Linked DNA regions of Homo sapiens: region 2 is linked to region 1. The links are chromatin loops, found by intact Hi-C in ENCODE. Cell type or tissue: heart left ventricle. All regions are shown on one strand. Each heading gives the region's core, and the rest is flanking DNA. Links, peaks and the distances in the headings are about the cores only. Region 1 holds the start of FOXL2 (forkhead box L2). Region 2 holds the start of BPESC1 (blepharophimosis, epicanthus inversus and ptosis candidate 1).

Region 1 (15,461 bases), core at 61-8,060:
GGAGGCCTGTCGCTGCTCTCCCCTCTCCTTCCCCTTCCCCTAGGGAGCGGCCGGCGGGAGTGGAGCTCAGCCTCTGGCCATGGGGAGTCCGCCCAACAGAGAGGGGCTCCGGCCTCGCCGCCCCTCCCCGCTCAGGCCAGTCCCCGCCTTGGTGGGTTTTCTTTTCTGCGCTCTTCCCCTCCCCCCGCCCCCCGGTTTCCCGAAGCACGACCCGCGTCTCTGGCGGAGCTGCCTCCTGGAGTCCCTAGTGCGCCAGGAGCCTCGCTCTGTTCTGATTCGTATGGGCTCCACCGAGTTCCGCTTGCGTCAGGCGCCTTCGCCCCTATAGCGGGGCGGCCAGCCGCGCACGGGCGAGTTCATCTCCAAGTCACTTTTTGTAAACGCCCCGCACAGCCTGGACCGGCCTGCCCCCGCCCAGCGAGCCTCAGGGGCCCAGCCGACAGCCAGGCTCACGCGCCCTTGAAATCTGCCGGTACTCGCTCTGCGGGCTGGGCTGGGAGATGACGAGGACCCCGGTGGGGTCTGCCCGCACCCGGCCAAAGCCCAGGAAGCTCGGGCCCCAGCGAGGAAAGGCGCTCCAAGCCTCCTCGCGGCTTTCAGGTGAAAGAAAACGACTCCTTTGCTCTGCCGTTTGCTGCCGTCTTGAGGCTGAACTTCTAGCTCGGGGCTGGGGAGGGGCGAGACGGCGAGGGGGCTGGACGGGGTAGGGTGGGGAGAGCTGCTCTGAGGCTTTGGGAAAGTCAGCCCAGAAACGGGTGTGACTGTACGAAGAAGCCTCGGCCTGGCCTGTCCCTCGCGCTCTCAGAGTGACTGGGCTGGAATGGGGCAGGGGAGAGGATCTCTGGAAATAGTCGTCAGGGGCGCCGCCTGAATCACCTCTGCCTCTCCCTGCGTTACCAGTGGATCTAGGAACCAGGAATCCGTGTACTAATCCTACGGGGTTGGAGTGAAGGTTGGATGTGTGCTTTAACAGCACCAAGTAGATGCCCCTCAGCTATTGCACTAACACAGGCGGGGCTGTTGCCCGGGACTTTGCGGGACTGTGTATGTGTGTGCACAGGGGTCACATATGGAAGTCATGGAGAGGAGCTGTCCTTGAGATGGGTGAGATACCAGGTGCATGTGTGCTGCTCAGAAACACAGGTATGCACATGTACAAGGTGTGAGATTTGTATTTACGAGGTAAAACACACTTATACTGATAGTTATGTAATATGTTCATCAAGTATTAGAGTAAATGTAGCTGGTGGATATAGCATCTTCTCTTTTTCTCCTTTCTTACTTCTTTCCTTCCCCCCTTTCTTCCTTTCTTTCACAATTCTTCGATGCCTCTTTCCCTCCCAGTGTATGTATTTTGCCACAGACTGGGAAGACAAACATCAGGCTGAGGGAGGGACTTGTTCAAATCTCTCTCCTGATGAGACATTTGTTCTGATCTTTCTCCAAAGAATCAGGAGTTAGTTGTCACCTACCTTAAGCAGAATTCTGATGGGAATCCAATTATTTCAGCATGTACAGAGATTGTTTCAGGGAAAATCAGGTGTGCCTTTTAACAGTGTGCTCCTTAACAGTGCCTTTTAACTTGGCCTAAACAAAAAGTCTGCAGTCATAAAGTATGAGAGAGATGGCCAGTGTTTTGAATCCTCAAGCCCCAAACTCCTTGGTGCTGAGGAGGGGGGCAAGGCCACCTTATGGAGGAAGGTGGACTGAATGGATGTCATATAGCTGTGCATTAGTGATTGGCATGTCTGGAGTGGCTGACTCAATGCCTGTCACTGCCTCTTCCTCCCAGGCTGTTTAGACTCTGAGGGTTCTCCTGAAGCCCAAGGAGCCTTCAGCGGCCTGTGGTTCCAGCATCCACAGGCCATCTACAAGTGTTGTCTGCTGCTCACTCAGGCCTCTGATCTGCATTCTGAGATGAAAGGGAGGGAGGACAAGGGTGGTAGGGCTCTTTGGAATTCAGCATCTTGAAGATGACACCAGAGAGGTCAGCAGGGCAGCCCTTGCCTGGTCACAAGGATGAGAGGGAGCAAGGCTATCCCCAAAGTAGCTTGGTTTTTTTTATGGGCGGTCTCCCACTGCACCCAACAGACATGGGGGAAGCAGCACTTCCGCAGAATCCCTGCTGCTGCTTTCTGAGCAGGAGTGCAGATGTTTTTCTTCTTCCTTACCCCCATCCTTGCCCAAGCTTTGGGTGGGAGTGGTGAGTCCGGTTTGGGGCTGCTGCAGATTGGCCTCAGTGCCTATCCTCCCCCAGCCAGGGCCTGGGCAGGGGGAAAAACAGCTGGGTCTGGCCCCATCCTGGTGGGGGCTCCTCTCTCCTTTTCTCTCCTTTTTTTTTTTCTTGACCACCCAGGCTGGCTCTCTGCGTCTCTCTGTCTTTCTTTCTTCTTCTCACAGGCATTTCCGCTGCTCAGCCCTGCAGCAGCCAGGTGTAACAGCATTGTTGTGTGTGTCATCACTTCCCTGAATTCCACACTCGGCTCCCTTTTCAGCCTTTAAAGAGCCTGTGTGTGTATGCATGTGCGTGTGTGTGTGTGTGTGTGTGTGTGTAGGGGTTGGGGGCAAATGAAGGAGTTCCTCTGAAGGATTTTCAGAATAGAAAGGAGTTCTGCTCTGAAAATACTGATTTCTGACTGTCCCGTAGAGGAACAGAATCCCCAGCCCTGGTGAAGAAGAGGATGCCTGATGCGTGCACCCTGGGAAGGGCTGGAATCGGTCTCCCCAAGATGTGCCTTCACATGGCTGTCCGGCATTCGAAGGCTCAGAAAACAGGCAAGAAAATGCGGGCGGGAAAGCTGGCAGAATGATTACTTTCAGGTCCCCTCCAGGCTTCTGCGGAAAAGCCAGGGGCTTCGGGCTGGAGATAGAGGAATCTAGGGAGAGAACAGAATCCTCTCCTTGCCGGCCCAGCCAGAGGTGGGTGAACCGGGCGCTCCAGGAAACGGTGCGGGGCGCCCTGATTTACTTCTCAACCTTCGGAGGTAGGCTGGTTGCTGGCGAGGTCGGGATCCTCTCTGAACAGGGCATACTGTGCCTAGGTTTTGTGGACGCCAGGGCCGGTTCCTTTTCTCCCCGCGGCATTGGGGCGACGCAGGGCCCCCGGCTTAGTGACCTTGGGGCGGCGCTCACCTCCAAAGGCCAGGGTGGTGGGCTGGGCAGAACTCACTGCCTCTTTGCCCCAGTTTTCCAGGGTCCCGCAGCTGCAATTCAGCAGCCACCGGCGCCTCCTGACCGTGGTCCCACCGTAGCGCCGCCTGCGGATACGGTTCCAGTGAACCGCCGATTGAGCGCAGTCTCAGCTCCCGCGCCTCCTCGCAGCCTGGCCCCGCGCCTCGGAGGTCCCGACAGCCGGCGCGAGCAATCTACACGGCTCTGATACAGACGCTTTTCTCCCCAGGGCCGGGAATCCTGCAACAGCGGCAGAAGCCGCCCGCGCCTCGGGCTTCCGGCGGCCCAGCTCTACTAGGGAAGCGTCGCGGCTGCTCTGAGGCAGGCAGCGCTTCGCTAGAACCACTCAGCTCGTCCCGCGCCGCCGCCGGCTGCCTGAACCAGGTTCCGCTGTCCCCTTTCCTAGCGGGACCCCGAAACACCCGGCGGCTTCCCGCTCCTGAGCGGGAGAGAATAGAGCTTGCTGCAACCCTCTGCTTGGAGGGATGGCCTCTGCGGTGCTTGGCTAGCAAAGGGAAGCTTCACTGTGTCTATTAGTACATCCCCATACACTCCACGCCTCAACAACTGTCAGCACTCACTCCCTCCCGGCCCCTCACAGGGCCCTTTGCACCCACACCTCAGGGACTCGGTGTCCCTCCACTCAGGTCACGTTACTCCATCCACTTCTCTCTCCTTCTCCCTCTGTCAACTCCAAATCCCCTCTAGTTCTCCCTCCCCTCCTACTTCTCTCACACTCACCAGCTACACGTACTAATTCAGATTTTGCACATGTTGGTGGAAAACATGTCAAGCCAATGTGCAGACCCTAAGGCTTTTCACACGCTGCTCACTTTCGCATCTCACGGTGCAGAAGGACCAATGGGCTCCAGGTTTACAAGCCTGACTCCGAGAAGCCTGTTGATTCTCTGATGTCCTTGGCCTGTGATTCGGGTGACTGGGCTGCCACCTGGGTGTTTTCATGATGGGACTGCCGCACAGACCACAGAGAAGCTCAGGTACTGAGCACGTTCCAGATACACTTTAACATGCACAGGCCACTCACACAGGCTTTATCTCTGTCTCGAAACTCTGCTGAGTTTGCTGCTCAGACCAACAAGGTGCAGCAGCAGACACCCACATAGCACCAGGTCTGAAGCCAGTGGGTATTAGTCTGCCTGGTTGGGATTAGCAAAGTCAGTTACTCACATATGTGCTTGGGAGAGAATAGGGGAGTGGAGAGAGAGAGAGAGATATTGAGGAAGAGGAAAGAGAAGCGACCTCCTACTCTGGGAAGAACTCACACATGAGAGCTGTTTCCTGTTGTTAAGTGTCTCACTGAGCTCCCCTCTTTCTCCCCCAGGAAGGGCTTGAGAGGCAGTAGACCAGAGCTCTGGGCTCCTCTTTACCTTGCTGATGTTGGGGTATGAGTCCTCCAACACCATTTTGTCCCAAGGAGTATGTGCCCCATCGTCAATCAGGCAGAATGCAGGGCAGTTGTCGGCCTTTTTCATGGTGGAGGCCAACTGGGAAAAAGGCAGAAGGGTCTGGGTCCTGGGCCAAGTGAGGCCCTCTTCCCTCCAAAGACCCGTGGGATGCTCTCAGAGGCGGATTCTAGGGTGGTGGGAGCTGCTGACAAGTTTCCTCTGATATCCCTCATGACATCTATGGCCCAAAGCCATTTTGTTCAGCTCTGAACAGTGAGTGCCTTGCCAGTAGGCCTCAGGCTTGCTGGGGAACATGATGTGTTCTTAAAAGTTGCCTTGTTGCCTTTCTCCACACCCAGACTGTAAGCGCTGATGGGCAGAGACTCTGCCCTCCACTTCTCACTCAGTGCTCCCCACCAGGATGGGCTTAATGCCTTTTAATAGAATTAGAAAATGGTTCTGCTGGACAGAATTGGGAAATGCCACTTTCCTTATAATGAAGTTATAATGAAGTTAGAATTTCCAAGAAAGGGACTGTAGCTGAGGAAAAGCGGTTTGATCATTGACAGCCAGCTCAGGATCTGAGAGTTCTTTGCCATTTGGGGTTATTATAGCTGCATGGCCATGGTGCTGAACCTTAGGCAAGGGCAAGGACACCTCCCTAGTTCCCAGTCATGGTGAGGACCTGTCTGAAACATTCAAACTAGACTTTACTGGAAACAGAGAAGTCTCTGCATTCAGGGCAGCTGGCTTGCAAGGTAAGGCCTGCAGTCTCCACCCGCACGCTAACCCATGAGGGGATGCCAGAGAGAGCCCTTCCCCCTTGGTCCTCATTCCTGGCTCAATTTTCTCCCACAAAGCGGGCACTTTCTAAAGATGATAGGCAACTGCCATGGAGGAAGGCAGTTTTAGATGCCTAGCTGGCACAAAGTCCAGAGGAAGGGAGGGAGAAGGGCTGAGTTTTGTATTACTGTTCTACCTTTGGAGATTTTCCTCATGCCAAGATAGGGTGTGTGTGTGTGTGTGTGTGTATGTGTGTGTGTATGTGTGCACTATAACTTTATGAAACACTTTTTTTTTTTTTGAGACAGGGTCTCACTCTGTTGCCCAAGCTGGAGTGCAGTGGTGCAATCTTGGCTTACCGCAGTCTCCACCTCCCAGGCTCAAGTGATCCTCCCATCTCAGCCTCAGCCTCCCAAGTAGCTGGGACTATGGGTGTGAGCCAACACACTCAGCTAATTTTTTTTTTTTTTTTTTGGTATTTTTGGTAGAGACAGGGTTTTACCATGTGGGCCCAACTGGTCTTGAGCTCCTGAGCTCAGGGTGATTTGCCTGCTTCAACTTCCCAAAGTGTTGGGATTACAGGTGTGAGCCACCATGCCCAGTCAGTTTTTTATTTTTTATTTAAACAGTTTTGGGGGAACAGGTGGTTTTTGCTTACATGGATAAGTTCTTTAATGGTAATTTCTGAGATTTTGGTGCACTTGTCACCCGAGCATTGTACACGGTACCCAGTGTGTAATCTTTTATCCCTCATCCCCCTCCTACGCTTCCCCCCCCGAGTCCCCATTATATAATTCTTTTTTTCTTCTTTTTGAGACAGAGTCTCACTCTGTTGCCCAGGCTGGAGTGCAGTGGCATGAACTTGGCTTACTGCAGCCTCCTGAGTTCAAGTGATTCTCCTGCCTGAACCTCCTGTGTAGCTGGGACTACAGGCATGCACCACCATGCCCAGCTAATTTTTGTATTTTTTGTAGAGATGGGGTTTCACCATGTTGGCCAGGCTAGTCTTGAACTCCTAACCTCAAGTGATCTGCCTATTTTGGCCTCCCAAAGTGTTGGGATTACAGGCGTGCGCCACTGCGCCTGGTCCATTATGTCATTCTTATGCCTTTGCATCTTCATAGCTTAGCTCCCACTTATAAATGAAAACACAGGATATTTGGTTTTCCATACTTGAGTTACTTCACTTAGTATAATGGTCTCCAGCTCCATCCAGGTTGCTGTGAATGCCATTATTTTGTTCCTTTTTATGGCTGAGTAGTATTCCATGGTGTATATATATCACATTTTCTTTATCCACTCATTGGTTGATGGGCATTTAGCCTTGTTCCATATTTTTGTATGCAGTATAACTTACAGATGGTAAACAATATACAGCTTGATGTATTCTGACATGTAATGCAGTATGTAACCACCACCTGGATCAAGATATGGAGCATTTCTGGCACTTCAGAAGGTTCCTTCATATCTTTTTCCAATCAATATTGCCTCAAAAGGGAAACCATATTTGGATTTCTATCACCATAAATAACCTTTGCCTGCCTTGAGCCTCGTATAAATGGAGCATATAGCATGTATGCCTTTATGTCTAGTTTTTTCTGTGCAACATATTTTTAATATTCACTGGTCTTGTTGCATGTGTCAGACATTTATTTCTTTTTATTGCTGTGTAATATTCTAGTATTTGCTTATCCATCCATATGTTGAGGGACATTTGTTTCCAGTTTTTGGATATCATAAATAAAGCTGCTGTGCACATTGTTGTACATGTCTTTTTGTGAAGGGTATTTTACTACTCTTGAGTGAACTGTAGGAGTAGGCATATATTTAGTTTCAATAGATTCAGTCAAACAGTTTCCAAAGTGATAAAACCAAATACAGTGATATACAGATAGACAGACATACTTTAACAGGGCCTTTCCCTTATAGATAGCATTCTCTAAAAACCACTATTTAGCTGCACTTGTTATTACTGTTGTTATAAATGGAAAAAACAGCTTTTTTGTTTTTTGGTTTTTGTTGCACAAGGTCTCACTCTGTCACCCAGGCTGGAGTGCAGTGGCGTGATCGTGGCTCACTGCAGCCTTGACCTCCTGGGCTCCGCCTCCTGAATAGCTGGGACTACAGGTGCTCACTGCCGTACCCAACTAATTTATGTATTTTTTGTAGAGATAGGGTTTCGCTGTGTTGCCCAGGCTGGTCTCGAACTCCTGGGTTCAGACAGTCCTCCCATCTCAGCCTCCCAAAATACTGGGATTACAGGCATGAGCTACCACACCTGGCCAAAAAAATAGCCATCCTTTATTAAGCAGTTATTTTGTGCCAGGAACATTACATGCATTATCTCATTTCATTTTTATGAGAAACCTAAGGGATTGGTACTATTCCCATTTTACACTTGAGGAACCTGAGGCTCAGAGAGGGTGAGTAACTTGCCAAAGGCCCCTGGCTGATAAGTGACCACTTGACTGTGGGCTCTGAATTTCACTTCCGTACATGTACCTCTGTTTGTTCCCGTGAGGTCAGGAAGTTCTCCCTTCCATCTGAGCAAATCTAGCTGCCGGGTAAGAGACTCATTTCCTATCAACCTGTAGTCCTCTCTGCATACCTTCTCACACCTAGATTTGAGATCTGTGTACACACCCATATGCACACAGTTTCTCTCCCACAGCCACGCACACTCACTGTGAAGAAGAAGAGGATGGGGGCCAATTTAGTGAAGACTTCAGAGCTTGCCAAGTCCCGGGCTCAGCAACCTAATGGGATCCCTCTCGGAATTTGCAGAAGATTGGACTAAGATTGGACTAGGGACCAGCCTGTTTCTGGATGCTACAGAGGATAATTCAGAGGCTTTCCTTCCCTGGAAAGAGATGGGAATTTGGTCCTCCTCCCAGCATGCTGAGCCAAGCCCATGGTGGGCTTCAGAGGCTGATGCCTAGGGCATCCCTCTGCAAGGTTTGTCGACAGATGTTGCAGTTTGCCTTGGAAGGTGGTGAGTGGGGAGGATGAGTGTGGTCTGAGCAGGGAGAGAGCAGGAAGTCTGGGGAACTGCCCCTCTAGGCACAGTGCTTGACTAGGCCCTGCATGGAGTGGGCACTGCAGGAGGGAGAACCAGCAGCCTCCTCCTCGGGGCCATAGGTTACCAAATTTCCAAGTCTCCAAGCCCCTAAGCTTGACTGAGAGGAGTGTTGCTACTCTGTGGGTAGAGGCCATATGTGGGTTTTCTATGCTTTGCAGGTGGCCCCTCCTCAGGCCCCTTTCTAGACTAATTGAGGTCTTGCTGGGCTCTGGGTTTGTAATTGGGGGTAATTGCTGACAGGCTGTTGGGGTGGTACAAGCAGGTTTTTGTTGGGGAAGCAGTAGTCAGGATTTGGGGGCTTTGGGTGGGGACAGTCCAGGATCCCGATGTTCCCTATTCCAGGAAGCTCTTGTCCCTGGCCGTTTGCTTGGAGGCAGTACTCCTGAGGACCAGGGACTCATAGCATATCTGAACAGGAAGGGACCTCCTCGTGCAGGTGCTGGGAACTCAGATCCAGAGGCACACGGAAGGAGGTAGTGCAGCTGCAGCAGAGGTCCTGATGCCTGGCACTGTCATCTATGCACACCGCTGACAGGCTGAGAGGCACTGCCGTTGGGTGGCTAACAGACCTCTGTTCCAATTCCTACTGATATCAGCCTTGGAAATGATGGACGCTCGCCTTGCTTCAGAGTTTTAAATTTTTTAAAATCATTTTTTGAGTAGGCAATGTATTCACATGGACCAAAATTTAAAAATATAGAAGGCTTGCAGTGAAAAGTTTCTCTCCCACTTCTGTCCCCCAAGTCACCCTTCTCACAGGCAGCCAGTGACCCTGGTTTCACATATATCCTTCCAGACATAGTTTATGCACATACAAGCATACCCACATACATTCTTCTGCACTCCCTCAATTTTTGCCTATGGCAGCATTGAATGCACAGTGTTCTGCACCTTAGATCTTTCCACATCAATGCATTCTCTTTTTAGAGCTGCATGCTATCTATGTTGTTTCTGATCCTTTGCTTTTACAAGCAATACAGTACTGTATAAACTTGCATATATCTCATTTTGTAGGTATGTATATATATATTTATAAAAAGATTTCTGAAAGTGTAAGATTGGGTAATGGATATATGCACCTATAACTTTGATAGATTATGCCAAATTCCTTATAGATTGAGCCAGAATACACTCTTGCCAACAGTGTGTGGCATTCCTGTTTCCTCATAGCCACACTAACACAAATCTTTTTTTTTTTTTTTTTTGAGATGGAGTCTCACTCTGTCACCAAGCTGGAGTGTAGTGGTGCGATCTTGGCTCACTACAACCTCTGACTCCCTAGTTCAAATGATTCTCCTGCCTCAGCTTCCCGAGTAGCTGGGATTACAGCCACATGCCACCATACCCAGCTAATTTTTTTTTTTTTTTTGAGACGGAGTCTCGGTCTGTGGCCCAGGCTGAAGTTCAATCTCGGCTCACTGGAAGCTCCGCCTCTCAGGTTCACGCCATTCTCCTGCCTCAGCCTCCCGAGTAGCTGGGACTACAGGCGCCCACCACCAGCCCGGCTAATTTTTTGTATTTTTTTAGTAGAGACGGGGTTTCACCATGTTAGCCAGGATGGTCTTGATCTCCTGACCTCATGATCCGCCCACCTCAGCCTCCCAAAGTGCTGGGATTACAGGCATGAGCCAGTGCGCTTGGCTGACTTACAATGCACTCCAGCCTGGGCGACAGAGCGAGACTCCATCTCAAAAAAAAAAAAAAAAAAGAAAGAAAGAAATCTTACAGATATAATTGAGGACCCTGGCTTCTTCGATTCCTCTCTGTCCTTTTCCCTCTTGAGGTGATCACCATGGTAAATTTGGTGCTTAAGATTCCCATACCTGTTTTTGCACTTGTACTATGTGTGTGTACCCATTCTTAGGCAATACTTCATATAGTTTTGTATTTCCTAACTTTATATAAATGGTATCCTGCTGTTGCAGAAAGACACGTGCTTGCTTTTTCATTCAACCTATGTTTGTGAAAAAGTTCCTGGTTGCCACACAAACACAAGCTCCATTCATTTTCCCTGTGTTGCACCATTCCATTGTATGAATACATCGTGGTTTATTTATCCATGTTCCTGTTAAGAGACATCGGGTTATTTCCTATTCTTTACTATTACCAATAGTCTTGCTATGGATATTCTTAGGCATGTCTGCTAGTGCTCATGTGCTACAGTTTACCAAGAAGTGGGGCCGCTGGATGAAAGGTCACAGGGATTTTCAACTTCACCAGTTACTGTTGAGCAGAGCCTCATCTTCTACATCTGTGAAAAAGAGAGTGATGCCTATACCTCAGGGAGTCCATGCCCATAAGTGGGATGGTGGAGTGGGAACAAAGGTGGGCTCAGGTTTCAGCAGGTCTCAACTTAAATCCTGGCTCTGTGATTTATTTGCTATGTGACTTTGGGCCCAATATCCAGCCTTTCTTTGCCTCATTTCCCTCATCTGCAAAATGGTGATGATAGTATCTATGTTGCAGGGTTCCTGAGAGATAAATGAGATATTGTATGAAAAGATTTAGTATAGGGTCTGGGACAGAGGAAACACAAAAAGACCCTAACAATGATTAGTAATGTATTCATAGTATTAATATTATGAATATGTTAATTTGTTCTTATTAACATTGTTATATTGTACCTTTGATCTCTTTTTAACCTGTTATTGTGGCACATTTTGAACTTACAAAATGGGAGAGAGAATAGTACACTGAACCCCCATCCACTTCCTTCTATAGCCCCATCCATTTCCTCACCCCTCCCCCACTGGATTATTTTGAAGCCAGGCACAGACATCATATCTATTACTTCATTTGTAAATAGTTTACATTCCTAAAATATAAATACTTAAAAAAACCCCAAAACTACTGTAGCTATCATATTATCATCATACCTAAAAACAGAGTGATTTTTTAGTGTAGTGAATCCTCAGCTCATGGTATTCAATGCTCACATTTTCTCAACTGTCTCAAAGAGATTTTACAGTTGGTTTGCTTGAATCAATATGCAAACAAGATCTATACTATACACGACATTTGGTTAATATGTCTCGTGTCACTTTTAATCTATAGATATCTCTCATTGTTTTCTTTTTTTCCTTCTTGCAATATATCTTTTAAAGACACTGGGCCACTTGTCCTATAGAGTTTCTCACAACCTGGATTTTGCTGACCGCATCCCTGTGACATCCTTTAACATGCTCCTCTGTCCTCTTTATTTCCTGTACATTGGTAGATCTAGAAGCTTGGTTAGATTCAAGTTTGCTGTTCTGGCAAGAACACTTCCTAGATAGTGTTGTGTAGTTCCATCAGAACACTAGTGCCTGGGTTGTTTGTATTTTGATTTTTAACAGTCATTGATGATCACCACCTAGAGCCATTATTCATTAGGGTTTGCAAAACAGTGATATTTTAATTCTAGCATTCCATCTTCAGGAATTAACAAAACTCTTCCATAAAGGAAAATTTTTCCTTATCAACCATTTGATTGCCCTTAGGTCGGGCCCATGAAGGACAGGCAGGATGAATGATGGATTCTTCTTATATCTGATGATAATGATGATGGAACTCCAGGGGTCATTTAGGAAATAGCTGAATTTGTGGGCTCTTAAACGATATTAGGCAATGTCTTCCACCCAGAAGAAGAAAAGAAGAAAAGAAAGAATGAATGACAAAGCACCAACTCCCCACCACGTCATTTGTTTCTTCATACATTTGTTGAACCCCTTTTCTGTGCAATGACTGTTATGGGTGGGGAAGTAGAGCGGAGCAATGCATGATTTCTGCCCACAGGAAGCCCCAGGTGACAGGTACAAGCCTCTCCACAACTCTCTCAGCCCAAGGCACAGGTGCTACAGGAGGGAAGAGGAAGAAAGGAGGGATTTCAAGCTGGGCAATATGGGAAGGCCTTGTTGGTAAGGGCCAAGTCTCCTAGGAGAGGCCACAGTAGGGCTGAGCTGGCCACCATGCCATTGCAGGTGCTGGGGACCAGAGGATAGACTGTCATTGCTTTAATCAAGGGAAAATTTCAGCTGCTTACCTGACAGGTGCCCAGGTATGTGCCAAGTGCTCTGGCAAGCATAAGAAAAAATATAGGGTAGTTTCTGCCCTTGAAGAGTTTTCTTTAGTCTGGTTTGGAAGAAAACACACATATGGCCCACAGAGATCATTAAGCATTGGCTGTAATTTAACAAATATTCCTTAAGTGTTTACTGTAGCCAGAAGCAGGGCTCTGAAGGGGAGTTGGGCCTGGCCCCTACCCTCAGCAGGCCATTTGGTCATCTCAGCATATCCACGTTCTGGGTGCTCTGTCCCTGCACACCCCTCTTTTCACACTGAACCAGGTGCAGCCTTGGCCATGTGGGCCTTCAGGTTGCCCCACTGGGCATGGTGAAGGGGAGTTGCCCATTAGTGTCTTCTCAGCTGCTTGCTGTGCATCCTTCAAGTCTGCTCAAGGGTCGCCTCCTCTTAGAGGACTTGGAGGTCTTCTTGGCCCAATCCTATATATCAGTAGGCTGGGCTTGGTGTTTGAGCTCCTATGGCACCTTGTCTGTGCTTGCTTTTTTTTTTTTTTTTGAGACAGAGTCTAGCTCTCTTGCCCAGGCTGGAGTGCAGTGGCATGATCTCGGCTCACTGCAACCTCCCCCTCCCGGGTTCAAGCGATTCTCCTGCTTCAGCCTCTTGAGTAGCTGGGATTACAGGTGCCGGCCACCACACCCAGCTAATTTTGTGCTTGCTTTTATCTCAGCAGATATTACTTTATGCTGTAATTTATTTGTTAATTTGTCTATCTCCCGCCACTAGACAGAACTCCCTGAGAGCAGGGCTGTGTTCTGATTCATTTTGGTTTAAGTAGTGCCTGGTGTGTAATACCTCTGACAGAAAATGTTTGTTGAGCGAATGCCGGGGACTTCTCATTTAGAGCTTCTTTCTTTTAGATCAAGATTTAGTCTGGTAAGGGATTAGATATGCAATTATTATTAGTTATTGTGGAAACTTGGGGTGGGGAAGAATCTAGGACAAATGTTAGGGGTCCTCGTATGTGTTCATGGATAGTGAGGCAGTAGCATGAAGAGGCGGGAAATTCAGGATGGGAGAGGGCTGCAGGACAAAGACTGCGGGCAGTCCGGCCGGGTTCCTGGGTGGAGGAAGGAAGGCACGTTTCCCGGTGTTGTTCCAGGCCTGACGGGTGTTCAGGGTGTAGGACTCAGGGTGTAGGACGAGCGTGGCGCGTCCCTCCGGACCGGAAGCGGGGCTCACCCCAGCGACGGGGGGCTTCCTCACTTTCGTACCGCGCTCCTTCCCCGCAGAGGCCCGCCGGAAGCGGCAGCCGGCGATGGGGACCAGGGCCCGGGACAGGCGGGTGATGTCTTTCCTGGAGGCAGCGATGCAGGAAGCCCGCGGGGAGCCCCGGCTTCGCCGCTCGGGGTTCAGGTGCACGGGCACAGACGCGCAAGCCCAGAGCAGCTCCTGAGAGCTGGGGTCCTGCACACTGGTCACCTCGCCTTCCTCCTGTCTTCCTGATGCCCGATGGCTCTCCCACGCTGCAAGCTCCCATTGTCACTTTCAGCCAAGTCCTGGCCAAGTCCAGTAAAACCAAATGTTTTACTGATATTTCTCCATTTTTCCTGCCTGGAAGGGGACTTCTTTTTCTTTTTTCTTTTTTGAGACAGGGTCTCCCTCTGTTGCCCAGGCTGGCGTGCAGTTGTGTGATCATGGCTCACCGCAGCCTTGGCCTCCTGGGCTCAGGTGATCCTCTGACCCCAGCCTCAGCTTCCGGGATAGTTGAGACTACAGGCATGCACCATTACACCTGGCTAATTTTTTGTATTTTTTTTGTAGAGACTGGGTTTTGCCATGTTGCTCAGGCTGGTCGCGAACTCCTAGGCTCAAGGGATCCACCCACTTTGGCCCCCCAACATGCCTGGGAGGGGATTTCTGTTAGGATCCCACTAGATTTTTTTTTTTTTTTTTTTTTTTTTTTTTTTTTTTTAGCTCTGAGGGCTTTGTAGCAGGATGCTTGCAAACTTTAAACTATATCTGCCTTCTGGGAGGAGGAAGCTTCTACAACGTAAGTGGGTTTACTTGAGATTGACTATCTCCCAAGGACTGCCTTTAGCGCCACCCCCTGGTTGGTAGAAGTTGTCATTCATGCATTTGAGTGAACGTGTGTATCCAGGGCACCTCCTCTTTATACGCCCCGTGCTGGGCGTGAGGATTTGGAGAAGGGGAAGGTCTTGTTCTTGCCCTTGGGGAGGTACAGTTTAGTGGGGAGTTGGATAAGTAAACAGACAAAAGCAGTTTACTTTGATAAATACTGTGATGGGGGAAGGTTGAGGCTGTGGAAACATGGGAAGTCTTCCTGGAGGAGGTGATACTGGGGCTGCGTCCTGAGGGATGCGTAGGAGCCAAAGAAGGTGTGGGGAAGGCATTCCAGTAAGAGGAAGCATGTGTGTGAAGGCCCAGACCTGAGGTTCCTTCCCTCACAGGGAGAGCACCTGTGGCTGGGGTTGGCAGTACCCAGTGTAGGAGAGGTGTGTCAGGCAGCGGGTCATGAGCTCGGACAGGCTGACAAGGTCTATATCACTGAGGGCCTAGGGTGCCTCCTTGAGGGGCTTGGACTTTACCTTGAGAACATGAGGGGTGTAAAATGGGAGTGAAAGAGAGGTTTTATATGTTAAGAAGATGAAGGTGGCTGCAGTGTGGAGGATGGAGGGAGGGTGCTAAACCTGAAGCAGAGTCCAGGTGAGAGAAGATGGGCCTGCAGTAAGGAAGGGGCAGGCAGATGGAGACAAGGGTCCACCTGGAGAGACATTTAGGAGATGGGATCTATGAGTCTTGACGGCTGATTAGGTGTGAGGGTGAGGGAGGATTGAGCACCTCCCAGTTTTCTGACTTGGTCTACTAGGCATAGGTTGTGGCTACCCTGAGACGAGGAAGGCTCGAGGCACAGGTTTCTTGGGAACATGATGATCTCTGTGTGGAACACATTGCATTTGAGTGCCTGAGGGACATCCAGGGGGAAATGTCTTGGAGGCAGT
Region 2 (15,461 bases), core at 2,698-10,697, 160 kb after region 1:
TTCCTCCCCTGCCTGTGACTGCACGTGCAGCACAGAGAGGGTAGACAAAAGACCTTCTGCCCATGGCCCCTGCTCACTTTAACAGGCAGCTTCTCTCACAGATCCTCCCCCTAGCCCCCTGGGAGTGCTACCCAGGGGCCACCTGCAGAGAGGGGAGGGGAATGCATCTGTGCTCCTAGAAGACAGTGTTTTTCCTGTCCCCTGGTCACCATCACACCAGCAGGGAGACCTTTTCAAGCACCTGCAGCTGCTCCTGGGTGGTGGTTACCTGACAGAGTCCCTCTGAGGTGGACCTGGGAAAACTGGAGATGTCATGGAAAGGCCTTTGGTACTGTACCTTCCTGATTCTTAGGATCTGCAGCTGGTGGTCCTCTGAGGGACTGAGGGTTAATTGCCATCCCCTCCAAGGAGATTTGGATGGAGAGGAATGGGATGGTGTAATGGAAAGGGTCAGAACAACCAACAACCAAGATTTGAACTGGGGCCCTGGGCAACTAGAGCACACCCCTCTCAGAGCCTCAGTTTCCTCCCCAAGATTATCTTGAGGACACAGAAGTGTTTTAAGTTTTGTAAGCCTGTGTCCTAAGGTGGAGTGGGGGTGGAGCACCCTGCACTCCTACAGTTCAGAGGTCAGTAAATTAGTCTGGGAAAAGGGGAGTGGGGCTCTCCTCTTGGGACAAGGGAGGGGCCCTCTCTGAGTCCCTTTAGTTAAACTGTGAACTCCCCTCAGAGCAGGTATGATCCGTTATGAGAGCCTGGTTGGAAGACCCAGGAGTGGCAGGACCCAGGATGGATCAGAGTGAGCTGTGGGGGCACACGCTGTGGGACTGGCCCCTGCTGGGTGAAAGACCCTCAGAGCTCTGGGTAGAACCTGCAAGCAAAAGGGTATCCCAGTGATGTAAATCAGACCAGTGTGCAAAAGTAGATATCATCAACGTGCATATTGAGCAACTACTGTGTGCATCTGGGGAGAATGTTGGTACACTGACAGGCTGTAAGCACATGTGAAAAGCTATGAACTGTATCAGATAGTTGGCGGGTGTGGGGATGTGCAGGAGGATTCCAAGGGGAGGGGTGGTATGTGGGTGGAAGGGGCCATAGCTTAGTGGTGCTCTGCAGAAGCTGATTTCGGTGGGGGAATCATGGAGGGGCAGAAAGAGTGTGCAAGGTCAGGAGGGTGCTTGCTGTGACCCAGGAACCAGATGTGGGGAGTTGGGTCAGGCCAGCAGCAGTGGGAAAGAGAAGGTGCGAGGAAGGAAAGGAATTTGAGAGGAGCAGGAAACCAGTCATGGTTGCCTGAGCAGAGGGAGCAAGGGTGAGGACCAAAAGGAAATTCCCACATGTTATGTCAGGTGCAGGGAGAGAGGTAGAGCTGACAGGACTAGGTATGCTGGCCCCCAAGTGAGAGGTGGGATTGGAGTTGCTGGGAGAGCTTGCTTATGGGCCAGAGGATGTCTGGCTCATCTCAGTACTGCTCATGGGGCGGAATGAATGCGAAGTCCCCCCAGATGGGGACACCATGTGGCAGAGTGGGACCACTCTGGCTTTGATGCAGTCTCGCCATACCTCTCTCAGCTGTGTGACTTCAGGAGCAATCCTTAACCTTTCTGAGCCTATATCAGCTATACCATCTCCCTCCACCTGACCTTGAGATGGCAATTACAGTGGCTGTAGTCCAGTTTATCAATAGAAAGGAGCCATGGCTGGACAGACGTGGGGACATGGGGCAGTCCCATTTCACAGGCTGGAAAACAGAGGCCCTAAAACAACACAGCTCCCTTACACAGCTGGCCTTTGGGGCTGCTTGGTCCTAGCTCTGGATCCTCCACAAGGATCCTCACACTGTGGTGCTGGAAGTGCCTGGTGGCCTTGTGGTGGCCGCTCCCACCTCCCTATCAGCTGTTAACCTACAAATGCCCTAGTAAGGAAAATATTTTCATTCTTTTATAACACCATTCTCAGGACTGCTTAATCATATTTTTCTTTGTCTTTGAAAACAAGCTCCTGTGTGGTTTTCTATTTTCTTGCTGCTCTTCTAAGGATATTCTAGAACTGAACCTTGCTGTCTGGCACTTCATGCCTTTTTAATTGCGTCACCATCCTCTGGCTACTTTAGATGGGGTTAGGGTGGGCAGGCGCTAAGCCCCTCCAAGTGCCTCACACCACACTTGACCTCACTTCTATTCTGGGACAAAGGTGTCACCTCATTTTGCAGAAGAAACTGATGTTCAGAGAGGTTAAGTATCCTGCTCAAGGTCACACAGCCTTTTTGATGAGAATTCAAGCCATTTTGATCTCCAAGCCAGGGATAAGTCTGTTAATAAACCCACTCTGCCCTGATCTCTGGCACCAGCCTGCTGTGGTGACCTCAAGCAAGTCCGTTAAAGTCTCTCTGCCCCACGTTCTCTGGGTGTGACAGCCTATTGTGAAAACAGGAGAATGAGGATAAGAGTGACTGTCAACTGGCTATGTGAGCCATTGGTCAGTTTTCTGAAGGGTCTGCTATATGCCCGCTGATGCTGTGGTCTCCCCAACCAGATTATTAGCATCCTCACACCCCTTGTATGACTTGACCCACAGAGGGGCTCATCAAAGATGTGCTTGTGTTGGATTCTTTTTGTTATTGTTATTGGATCTTGATATTATATGCTGAAGCCAAGTTGTGACTGATGGAAGAATCTGTAGAGGTGTTTGCTGAAAGCTAAGGGACTGCATGGGTGGGTGGGTGGGAAGGGGAGTTTCTTCACAGAAAGGAAGAAGAGGAACACGTTGCTGTGTGCTCGTGGCACGTGGCCTGTTGGGTCCTTTCGCAGTCCTTTGAAGCAGTTGCTTTTACTGTCCCCTGTTTTACAGAAGAGGAAACAGCCAAGGTGACTTAAGGGCAGAGCGCCAGCAGGTATGGAGCCTGAATTTAAATGCAGGTCTGCATACTGCAAGCACCTGGGTTCTCTCCACCCCTCCTCTGGACTCCCATTTGTTCTCTGTCAGTGACTGAGAAAGGGTGGGTGGGACTAGGAACTCAGCTTCCGGTCCATGACCACATCCATGGAATATGGGAGGAAGAGATCAAATCACAAATCTTGGGAGTGAGGGAGAGACACATCCTTGGGGCTACTCAAGCCCCCCATATCCTTTGCATACCTTCTTTATCCCTTTTCTACCCAGTGGATTTGGAGGGAGTGGGCTTGGGATACCATCAGACAACGAGAAACACGATTTGCAGGACTGTGTGGAGGTATCCAGGCCTGAGGGCCCTGCTCCAGAGCTCCCCTCCTCACTCTGTGGCTGGAACAAAATCTCTTCCTTGTGTGGCCTTGGCTTCCCTAGCAGGGATCCCAAAACATGGGATCTGGCCATGCTGCTCAGTCCTTGGGTTGATTTCTTTGAGCTCCAGCTTCTCTGAGCATCCCCTCTGCTGTCCCCACATCCTGATAGCCCCTCTGGGAGCTGGGGCCTGGCCTTTCTGCCCATTCTCAACAAACACTCTTGTCTGGAGACAGGCAGGACAATGGAGAGCTACCTTGTCCTGCTGCTGCCCCTGCCACCACAGCTGCTTATGTGTGACCGATGGGGTTGAGAGGGGCAAGAGTTCTGTGGAGAGAGTGGAGGGAAAGAGTTTTTTTTTTTTTTTTTTTTTTTTTTGCTATGCACAGTTCCTCCCAGCAACCTTCCCTCTCTGACCAATGGGGCCTCTAGGCTCTGCCCTTCACGTTGGGGTCTTCCCCCACCTCCGGCCCTTTGGTTTTGATATGGCTAGTGACCAGCACTGACCACCATCCCAAGCTGGGAAGAGCAATTGGTGAAGAGTGTGTGTACTATTTACTTTCTTCACCCTTGCCCCTTTATTCTCAAGGTCTTTTGATTGTGAAGCAAGGCCCGAGGCCTTGACTGGTGAGATTAGCCCGGGAGGTGGTGGCTCCCTCCTGCTCTCTGTGGTGAAAGCCAAGCACACTTTCCTAAAACCAGCGTCGGAAGCTGTGCTGTAGCCTGTAATTACTGACATGAAGGTCCCCACACAGAGTCTGGATGGAGGCTGCCCTGGAAGCAGCCCCGGGCTGGGAAAGGGCTGAGTGTCAACAGGCCTGTGTTTGAATCCAAGTCACCTGTGTTCTCTGACAGGTCACTCAGTTCCTCCGGCCACAGCTGCCCCTCTGTGAGATGACATAACACTGCTTACCTCTTGGTGTGGCTATGAGGATTGATTGGGCTGATGTGTAGAAAATATGTAATGCAGGGCTTGTCCTGGAGGTGATGTTAGGTAATGGTGAGGTGGATCTTCCCTGTGTGGTCCCTCCCTTCGTGTGCCCCTGCCCAGCCTCTTGGCACCTCCTGTTTACTCCCCGAGCCCCCAGATTCTCACCTTTGCCCAGAGCCACATTCGGGCTTGTCTTCCTCTTCCATGTCCCCGCATGCAGAATCCTCTCTTTCTTCTGCCAGGGTTCTTCCTCTCCAAGCCCTCCTCTGAACCAGCTATCCCTCTGGAATGCAGCTGACCAAACAAATTCCCACTAATGTAACTGGTAGTATCTTAGAGGTGAACTCTCCTGTGGGCATTTTATTTGTATCTTAGAAGAATTTTTGTTTTAAATCTTATTTTTCCCAACTGGCATATAGTAGGGTGCTCAATAAAGGTGGGTTGCCTGAATAAGTGAAAGAACCTAAGGAACAATGTCTAATGGTGGAATTTCAGTCATGTCTTCATGCTTTCAGCCTCTCTGCAAACATTTATTTTGTGTGCTAGATACTGGAGATATGTTGCTGGATAAAACAGCCACAGTCCTTGCCCTTTGGAACTTCCAGTATAGTGGGGACAATCAGTTAATAAGCAAACAAACACATTTCTATTTATAAATGGTGATAAAATTCCTTGGCTAAAAGAATATTGCAGAGTCTATGATACTGTATAACAGGGGCTTCTAATTAAATTTAGGGGATCCTGATGCCACTTAGCAGTGGGATTTCAGAGGACCTTTCAGAGGAGCTAAGGTAAGATGAGATGGAGGCAGAGTGGGGCAGGAAAGATGGCTTAGGGGCCTCTTTGGGCTTTGTGACACTCCCTCTCAGGCCAAGACCTCCAGCCTGTGCCCCGGGCTCTGCCCACATGGTGCCCCTGCCCTGGGAGCCCTCACAGTTTACTATGGGGTCCAGCACTGCAAGCTGCAGGGGCTAATGCCTAAACTCCTGGTGCAGTGGCATGCCCCACTGCAGGCCTCCCCGAGTCTCCAGGCTGCACATTTCACCCTGGCCTGCCTATGACCTGCCCAGCAGATGTCCATGGTGCTCCAGAGGAAGAATGGGTCGTCCTCCACCCACCCAGCGTCTTTTTAAGCACTTGTCATGTCCGGCTTTGATTGCTGTCCTAGATAGCCAGCTTCTAACCAGAGATCAAACCTCTTCGTTCATGCCAACGTGAACAGACATTAGACAACAGACCATTACTTGAAAATACATCTCTTCTCATCTTAGCATTTAGCCAGGGATCACTGGCAGAGTCTTTAAGGCTGTCTCTCCCGGCCCTGAGGGTCAGGCTGCTTGCCACCTCTGCAGCACTGTTCCTCTGCCCTTTAGGCTCTTTCTTCTCCTGCTCATCTGTCAGCCTGTGGCCATGTGACAGGCCATAGGAGATTTTCTAGCATTTTTCCTGTTCTTGTCTGTGCTGCCTGTAGGCTCCTCTTTATGGAAGCACCACCCAGATTGCTTCCCATCTTCCTCCCTCAAGCCTTTGCTAGTCATCACATCTAAGTGGGTAGGACCTGAGCTTTGAAGCCTGGGTTCTAATTAGAACTGGGTTCTAATCCTGTGTTGAGCACTCGCTAGCCTTGCAAGTGGTAAAACAGGGTAACCACATAATTTAGCATCTCAAGTAGAATCCTTTTGAGAGTGAATTTGACAGAGATAACAGGTATAAGCCAGTGCTGTCCTGGGCAGTGGGAATCTGCTCATCCTTCATTATGTACACAAAGGAGCAACAGCTTCCCCAGATAGGTTTTTTTGGGGGCAGGAGCTGGTTTGGTCTCATCTGGCTCATGGTTCCTTCCTAGTGTCCTGTGCTGGTCACTGGGGGCTATGAGCTGAGTGGGACTGGGCCCTTGCGCTCTTGTCCTTCGCTCCATGCAGTGGGGTCTGGCAGCGCCTGCCTAGGGCAGAGCAAGGTGGAGGAGGTGGGCTGAGAACCCAGCATGTGCGGCAGCCCCAGATGAGCTCCCAGGTGCCCCTTTCTGCTGATAGAGAAGGAGGTAGGAGGGACTGAGTGGAGGGGTGTGAGCTGGGTTAACAGATATGCCGCTTGAGTCTGGTTAAGGGAGACTGGTGCTGTAGCAAGAGACTGAGGCCCGGCAGATCCCAGAAGCTGGGGGGCTGCTGTGCCTGCCATGGGCCACTTCAGACCTTTGGCCTTTTCCTCTTGTAGGGGTCAGGTGAAAGCCAGACCAGCACTTTTTCCTGACATTAGGGGTCTGAACTGCTCCATCCCCCGCCTTCTAATGCAGTGGGGCTCCCTGGGTTTCCATCCTGGGCAGTGATATTCCCAAGGCCGAGGGCAGGCAGGGGGCTGGGCCCCAGTCTGGTTTCAACCTGCTCAGCATCTGGGGGCTGTGCCCAAGGCCCAGGGCTCACTCTGACCCCTACGTCTGGAAGCAGGGCAGAGCGAACCTGATCTCAGGGAGTTATCAATGGGAGAAGCAGCCACCCGAGATTGTGGGGGAGAGGGCAGTGGGACTAGCCGGCTTCTCCCAAGTCTTCAGTCGCTGTGAAAGCCTTCAGCCTGGGCCAGGAGGGGAGGTTCAGCACTCCTCCAGCAGCCCAGCCTGCTCTCTCTGCCAGGTGGCATTTAGATCTGAAGATAACCCTCAAGGGACTCTCAGTGATGGAGACACACCAGGGAGTGAAGTTGGGAGGATGAAATTTTACTTATTCCTGCTCCTCTCCAAGGGCAAGCCTTGTCCCACAGTGGCTGTTGCTGAACACACTGTGTCATCCCCATCTCCATGTCTTAGCAGTGGCCGGATACCATTTGCCTTAAATACGTTCCCTTTTCTGCCCATCAGTCAAGGCCCAACTCTAGGCCTGTCTTTCTGGGAGCTCTTTATGCCTTTCCCAGCCCAAAGCCTTTTTCTGCTTGGAATTCCTCCTGGAATGTGTGTCCAAATGATACAGCATTCGGGCCCATGGCTTGTGCACATCCCTTGCCATTCCATGAGGGTGTAGTTTCCATAGCCCCACAGGAGCCTCCCACAGCACCAAGATCCATACCCACAGCAGTGAGCAGGGACCAGACCCAGTGCTGACTGTGGCATATGGGAAGCCCCAGGATTAGAGGGGTCATGGGCAGAGCTGTGGGCTGGGCACATCCTCAAATGGGACCTCTCAGAGGTGCCTGTGCAACCTCAGGCCCCGTGCTTGGAGGGGCCAGATTGTTTTTATTCTGTTCAGCATTTGTCACTTGACCAGTTGGCTTATGGGGTTGGTAGCAAACACAGCCCCATCCTACCCAGTGCACTGAGGAATGAACCCACCCTGTCCCAGTTCTCCAGAGGGGCCATTTGTCCTCCTGGACCTGTGCTTGCAGTGCCTCTATTGTGGTATCAGTGGCATCAAGTTGGCCAGCTGCTCTGCCCTTGAGAAAAGGGTCAGATCACAGGGGTGAAGAGCAACCTTGGAGAGTGATGCTCTGGCTTTAGAGTTCAGGGTTTCTTGGTATAATTAAAGGAAATTAGTTTGCTCTGTATGGGTCAAATATAGGCATATTCTCATGATTGTCATGTTTCTTTCTCCCAGCATTTATCAGCTGCCGCTTATTCATTGCCTTGATTTTCTTCAAAAGACAACTATAATCATTCAAAAATTCCAAGTTGGGTCCAAAATGTCAAAGGTAGGTATTGGACTCTGCCATGTGCCAGGTCATATGCCTGAGTCTGTGTCCTTCAACAGGCTGTCCTTATGATGTTCAGCAGGGCTACAGCCAGGATGCAAATGAGCTCCCGGAGCTCCTCATCTAAGAGTGTGAGGAGTGCTAGGTGGAGGAGCTGCTCTTAGCGGGGCAGCCCAAGCATTTCTTAGCATAAGCACTTCTGGGCCACCTGGAGCTTAGACCATCTGTGTCCTGGTCTCTAGCCCCTCTCTTGCCACGGAAATGGTCTCCTGTACAGAGTGCTTCAAGTGTGAGGCAAGCAAGGAACCCTAGCCTGATCCATTCGGAGCACGACCTGCTCTCCAGGCCTCACTTTATATGACAGATGGTGGTGATGGACATGTTCATTTGAAAGGCCAGGGGGCATGGTGATTTTATTCTGCCTATATCTGCCATTATTTCTCCTGGGAATACCCCCAGAGTATGCCTACTTTCAATGCTAACACACCGCAGACTGATTAGAGGAATATTGTTGACTGCTTTTGGAAAAGAGGAAGAAAAGCACATTCCAGAGGATACATACCTCTCTTGATATCAAAGTTTTTCCTGTGAAGGTTACCTTGGTTAGATTTTGGTTGGAGAGTTGAAGACATTTCAGTCTACAATGTTGTAAAAGGCTTTAAAAAATCCTCTTGTGGTATGTTTCCAATTTAACACTGAAAAAATATTTCTATTGTGCCATATATAGTGTAACTTAAAACCTAATAAAAGCTCCAAATTAGGGTTGAGCAGAATGGTTTGAATTAAGTTCAGGTAGAGGCAAGGACACTGTATCTGTAGGCTGGGGCTGCTGGCTCTCAGGCCAAAAGGCAGGTTCACACTGGGAGACTGGATCTGCCAAGTCTAGAGAGGAATTGTCTCTTCTGCCAGATTCTGATGCTCTTGGCCCTTGGCCCACAGGACTTTGATGCTGTTGGCACCTGCCCCCGGCGCAGGAAGGGCCTGGCTGTTGCTGTTCATGTCATCTTGGTTGCTTTGCAGGTTTCTCACTGGGGCCGACTTTATTAGATTTGCTGGTTACGTTTTCACTTTCAGGAGGTGTCTTTCAGCTTTTGCCTAGCCACGAAGCTTCCTTTTGAGAAGCTGCTTGTGTTCTGGGCCCCCACCCATGCAGCGAATGAATGAGCGTTGAAGTTGAGTTTGGACGTGGTTGCTTCAGTATCCAGCGGTCCTTCCCTAGCAACACAGGCCATTTAGGAGCACCACCTAAGGCTTCTTCCCCTTCCTACAGGTATGAAGAATGGGCAGGGTTTCATTTCCTCTGCAAGCAGGCAGCGTGGCTGGACACTGTATTCTGGAGCCTGGGGTGTCATCATCCTCAGGCTGCAGAATCAGCAACACTGTTCCATCTCCTCCTGTTCAGCCACAGCAGCCTCCTGGCTTCCAGGGCCTCCTTGTCCCTTGGCTTCCTTACAGAAGCCCTCTGTGTACAGCTAGTCTCCCAGACCCCTGGGAAAAGTCTCCTTTGCTGAGGAGGGATTAGTAATGCTCTTCCTCCTCTTAAAGTCCTCTGCCATGATCAGTGATAGTATTTCTGCTCTGTTACACTGGCTGGAAACATTTGAACCTGAAAGCATTAAGTTCTTTTTTTCCTTTTTTTTTTTTGAGATAGGATCTCACTCTGTCACCCAGGCTGGAGTGCAGTGGCACGATCTCAACTCACTGCAACCTCCACTTCCTGGGCTCAAGTGATTCTCCCACCTCACCCTCCTAAGTAGCTGGAAATACAGGTGTGCATCACCATGCCCAGCTTGAATTTTTTTTGTAGAGATGAGGTTTTGCCATGTTGCCCAGGCTGGTCTCAAGCTCCTGAGCTCAAAGTGATCCTCCTGCCTTGGCCTTCCAAAGTGCTGGGATTACAGGTGTGAGCCACTGCGCCCAGCCTGAAAGCATTAAGCTCTGACAGATCTTCCCATAGTCTCTAAAAGGCAAGGAGGGGTTCTCCTGCTTGGGATCCTATGTTGTATTTAATTATTTAAAAGGATGTGGTCTTACCCCACCCATGTAAGAGGGATGGGGCAGAGTTCCCAGTGTTGAGGGAGAGGGACTGTCTGGGTTTTCCATCCCCTGTAGGGTTGAGAACTATCCTGGCCTCTAGCAAATAGCCTTCCTGACCATCTTAGAGCTGTGAACCTCCTTGGTGCTGCTGGGATTTTTCAGGCATCACAGCCAGAGACCTTCTGGAAAAGGCTGTTTAATCTTCACAGCAACCTAGTCACAAAGACATTCTCCCATTTCACAGAAGAGTAAACTGAGGTTCGGATGTAGGAAACTACAAAACTGGGGAATAGCTGAGCTAGAATCTGGCTAGAGTCCTCCCCATGTTTCCTGGAAATGTGTGACTGAGTCAGAGACCATATGCTGGGGTAGAAGGGGCTGTAGCAGGACCCCAGGGGGCCAGAATTTCACAGGGCTGAAGGCAGAGAGCAGGGATTTGGGGATGTGTTGTAGATAGAGGGATGGTGGTGGTTGGGCCAGTTAGCCTTGTGTACAGGTGCGAATTGAGGGGGGCAGTGAGACATCCCAAGGTAGACAGAGTCTCCCGTTATTGCTTATTTTGTATTTTTCTTCACAAGAAGCAGCCACAACTTTCACATCTCTGGATCTTAAGACCATCTCCCTGGGGCTCGCGGAGGAAACCTGTGAGGGCAGGACAGACCCCGGCTCCCACTAGATGGCACTGTTGCAGGACGTTTTCACCCCGGAGCTCTTCTCCGGGTGTGTGTGTGTGTGCACGCGTGAATACCTGAGCTGGACAGAGAGCGTGGGTGTGGTGTGCGTGTGTGTGTTGGGCAGCCCTGGGGTGGGTCTGGCAATGCCCTGGCCCACACTTTGTGCCTCCACTTCTCTGGAATTTTTCCTTAGGACAGAAGTTTCTGCTTCTGAGACATCTTCCAAGGCTTCTGTGGGTCCTGGGTTGTGGGCACCAGATGCCAGGGAGTTATGGAGTGACCAGGACAGGTCCAGCTTGCCTGATGGTCCAGACATCTGTGGGAGACGAGTGAGTCCTGAAATCCAGCCTCAGAGACACTGCAGAGCCCCAGCAGGCCCCACACCTGGGTGGGGCAGTATTGGAGGATCCTGATGAGGACAAGCTTTTAGGGTCTTGAATGTTTCTAATACAAATAGTTGTATTTATTTGTACTGGTTGATTGGTAGTAGCTACTGGAGTGCTCTGTAGAGAAAGCTTCTGAGGCTGGGTCTGTCTTAGAAGGAAAGAATGCTGTTGTCAACCAGTGATGTCTGCCAGAGGCTTGGGACAAGAGTAACACCCATGATATAGATTTCTTCCTTATGTAAGTGATAACTTATATATGAGGATGAACCAGTATGTCAGAGAATCCTAGATATTTAGGACGTTAGAAATTATCCAACTCTATCCAACTCACTCATTTATTTCATAACTGGAGACATTGAAGCACAAATAGGCAAAATGAGTTGCCCAAGCCCACCTGGGTAGTAGCAGAGAGAAGAGTAGAAGGCAGGTTCTTGACCACCTTCTGGACACACCCTGCCTGTGTCCTTCTGGACACACCCTGCCTCTCCAGTTGGTCCAGTTCCATGTTCAGACAATGTCCTAAATACCAGATTAACTTATTTTATCTGTTGTTTGGGAGTCTTTACACATGGTTGCCAAGAGAAAGCCTCAAGTGAAGAACTGTTTGTGTTTTTATTGTGTCCCCAGAAGATTCTGGCTAGGGCAGATTTGTAAGGCTGAAGCTTGGAGAATAAATCTTAAGAGAGAAGAAAGGAAAGAAACTGGGCTCTGGATATTTGGGAGAATACAAGAACAGAGACATGGAATAGATGTGGTTAAGGGTGGCAGCTCCAGTTAAGTCCAAAGAAGCAGGCTGAGCAGACCAGGAAGGTCTGGGTTAGAGGTAAGGAAGCCTTTCCTGAGGGTGCAGGGAGCTGCCTCTGGCATGGGCGGCCTCACAATCCCTTCTGCACAAGTGGACCCAGTGGGAACCTGCAGAGCCCTGCTGAGTAGAGGAGTTCTTAGGAGTTGGAGCCAGGAGCTGCAGGTTCCAGCTCATCTCACACAAAGTGTGTCATGGGCTGTGCCTGTGCTTCACTTTCCTTCCTGGTGCATGGGGTTAGCCACCTGCTACTGCATGATGCAGTGAGAGTCAAAGGAGATAACGGTGGTCAGTCTGTGTGGGAACAAAGAGTTGATTTAAAAGCAAGCATGGAGACTTCTCCTGAGGCCTCTGTGAAGCGAACCGTAAGCCCTGTTTAACAGTCTTTTTGTTTATAGATTGGACAGTGTGGACATGGGTGTGTACCATAAGAGGGAATAACATTGAATTACTGGAACTGTCCTGTTGGGAGTAGCGATGAGCTGCGTTAGGCACTCTATCTCCTTTCATTCTTCTAATAATCCAGTGACACATATAGTATTATTATCCCCATTTTCCAGAAGAAAAAGCTAAGGCTCAGAGAAGTCAAGTTGCATGTCCAAGAATATGCACTCAGTAGGTGGCAGAGCACTTACCCCACCTGCCTGCCGTCAGGGAGGCTGCCATCTGTAAATTAGTCTGAGGGAGGACTGGCATGAGGTCACCTTGTCCAGGACCTTGTACCCATTTCCAACTGTATGTATCATCTGGACTTACCACAGGTGTCTGTGGGTGAATAAAGACCTAAAGTTTACTTCTGGGTGGGTATCATCTGTGTGTGTTTATGCACCCATGCACCTTAGGAAAGGGTGGCCAAGGTAGAATCCAGAACAGGGAGAGAAATTGTATTAGGGCTCTCCAGAACAATAGCGTCAATAGAATGTGTGTGTGTGTGTGTGTGTGTGTGTCACACACAGTGATGTGCTGCGTAATGATGTTTCAGTCAATGGTGGACTGCATATAGGATGCTGGTCCCATAAGATTATAACGGAGGTGAAAGATTCCTATTGCCTAGTGATGCTGTAGCCATCATAATGTCGAAGCACAATGCATTACTTGTGTGTCTGTGGTGACACTGGCATAAACAAATTATATAATATATACAAATTATATATTATATATGAAATTTATATATAATATATAATATATATAATATATTTAATTATATTTAAATATATAATTTATATATAATATATAAAACAAATTATATAATATATAAAAATATATATTATAGTATATTATATATTATACAATATAATATATTATATATAATATATAATATATTATAATATATAAATATATAATATATTATATATTATATTATAATATACATTATAATATATATAATATAAATTATATATAATATAAATATATATAATATATATTTATATTTATATATTTTATTTATTTTTTTAAAAAATATATATATTTATATATATTTAAATATAAATATATAATTTTTGTATATTTATATTTATATATTTATATTTATATATAATATATAATTTATATAATATACATAATTTATATAATATATATAATATATTATATAAATAATATATAAATATATAATAAATATATAATATATATTTATATATTATATATTATATATTTTAATATTTTTTTATATTTTATATATAAAAATATTATATTTTTATGTATATTTAAATATAAATATATAATTTTTATATATTTATATTTATATATTTATATTTATATATAATATATAATTTATATAATATATAATTTATATAATATATAATTTATATAATATATATGTAATTTATATTTCTATAATATATAAATATAATATATTTATATATAATTTATATATATAATATACATAATATAATATATTAATATATTATATTATGTATATTATATATATGAATTATATATAATATAATATATTAATATATTATATATATTATAGATATAATATATATAATATAAATTATATAATACATATAATGTATATAATTTATATATATAAATATATATAAATTATATATTACATATAATTTATATATAATATATTATATATTATATATATTATATTATAATTATATAATTATATATTTTATAATATATATATTATATTTATATTTTATATAATATATTATATAATATATATTATAGAAATTAAAAAATATATGTATTTTAATATATATATTAAATATATAAAAAATATAAAATATATATTTATAATATATATATTTTATATATTTATATATTTATTAAATATATATAAATATATATTAAATATAAAAATATATAAAATAAAAAATATATATATTTATAATATATATAATATAATATATATAATAATTATATATAATAATTATATATAATAATTATATATAATATAATATATTATATATATTGTATATAATATATATAATATATTATATAAATAATGTATAAATATATATTACAAATATATATTATATATTTATATATTATAAATATACAATGTATATTATATATTATAAATATATATTGTATATTTATATATTATAAATATATATTGTATATATATTATAAATATATAGTATATATTATAAATATATATTGTATATATATTATAAATATATATTGTATATATATTATATATTATAAATATATATTATAAATATATATTATATATTATAAATATATATTATAAATATATATTATATATTATAAATATATATTATAAATATATATTATATATTATAAATATATATTATAAATATATATTATATATTATAAATATATAATATATATTATAAATATATATTATAAATATATATTATTTATATATCATATATAAAATATTATATATTTATATATTATAAATATATTATATATTATAAATATATAATATATTTTATAATATTATATATTTTCTATATTTATATATTATATAAATATATATAATATATAATATATAATATATAATATAAATATATAATATATAATATATAATATAAATATATAATATATAATATATTATATAAATATATATAATATATTATATATTATATATAATATAATATATTAAATGTTAAATATAATATAATATAATATAATATATATAATATATAAATATATATATTTATATAATATATAAATAGAAAAAAATAATATATATAATATATAAATATATATAAATATACATAGACACACATACTGTGCAGCGATGCAAAAATATTTTCTATCTTTATATTCTTATTTTGTAAGCCTTTTTCTGTTTTTAATTTTTTTAACCTTTTAATCTATTTTGTTAAAAACTAAGACACGAACACACGCAAAAGGTTAGAGTCACCAATATCACTGTCTTCCACCTCCACATCTTGTCCCACTGGAAGGTCTTCAGGGGCAGTAACATGCATGGAGCTGTCATCTCCTACATTAACAATGCCTTCTTCTGGAATTCCTCCTGAAGGACCTGCTTGAGGCTATTTTACATTATATATAATATACACAGTTTTTTGAGATGGAGTCTCGATCTGTCACCAAGGCTGGAGTGCAGTGGTGTGGTCTCGGCTTACTGCAACCTCTGCCTCCCAGGTTCAAGCAATTCTCTGCCTCAGCTTCCCGAGTAGCTGGGATTACAGGCACCCGCCACCATGCCTGGCTAATTTTTTTGTATTTTTAGTAGAGATGAGGTT

The links. Hi-C counts contacts between places; a loop is a spot of excess contacts. Peaks named below come from ENCODE experiments on the same cell type or tissue, not always from the same donor. Only the 100,000 strongest peaks of a DNase experiment are listed, where the experiment ranks them.
Region 2: a loop joins it to region 1, with 4 times the contacts of the local background. A loop is called at or near these places in 8 of 110 quality-filtered maps.

What each region holds. Positions count from the first base shown.
Region 1 is chr3:138,946,865-138,962,325 of GRCh38, forward strand. It overlaps FOXL2 (forkhead box L2), which reads right to left and starts at 273. Exons shown (of 1, transcript NM_023067.4): 1 at 1-273. FOXL2NB (FOXL2 neighbor) reads left to right here and starts at 353. Exons shown (of 3, transcript NM_001040061.3): 1 at 353-600; 2 at 2,656-2,775; 3 at 3,401-7,126. The coding sequence starts at 501. The coding sequence ends at 3,708. RefSeq lists a silencer at 289-517. In heart left ventricle, for the core only: no CTCF peak of the experiment used is centred there; DNase peaks (open chromatin) are centred at 407 and 3,448; H3K4me3 peaks cover 1,356 bases; H3K27me3 peaks cover 6,731 bases.
Region 2 is chr3:139,101,436-139,116,896 of GRCh38, forward strand. BPESC1 (blepharophimosis, epicanthus inversus and ptosis candidate 1) reads left to right here and starts at 2,750. Exons shown (of 3, transcript NR_026783.3): 1 at 2,750-4,986; 2 at 7,777-7,870. In heart left ventricle, for the core only: a CTCF peak has its summit at 10,575 (motif pointing right); a DNase peak (open chromatin) is centred at 10,586; H3K27me3 peaks cover 762 bases.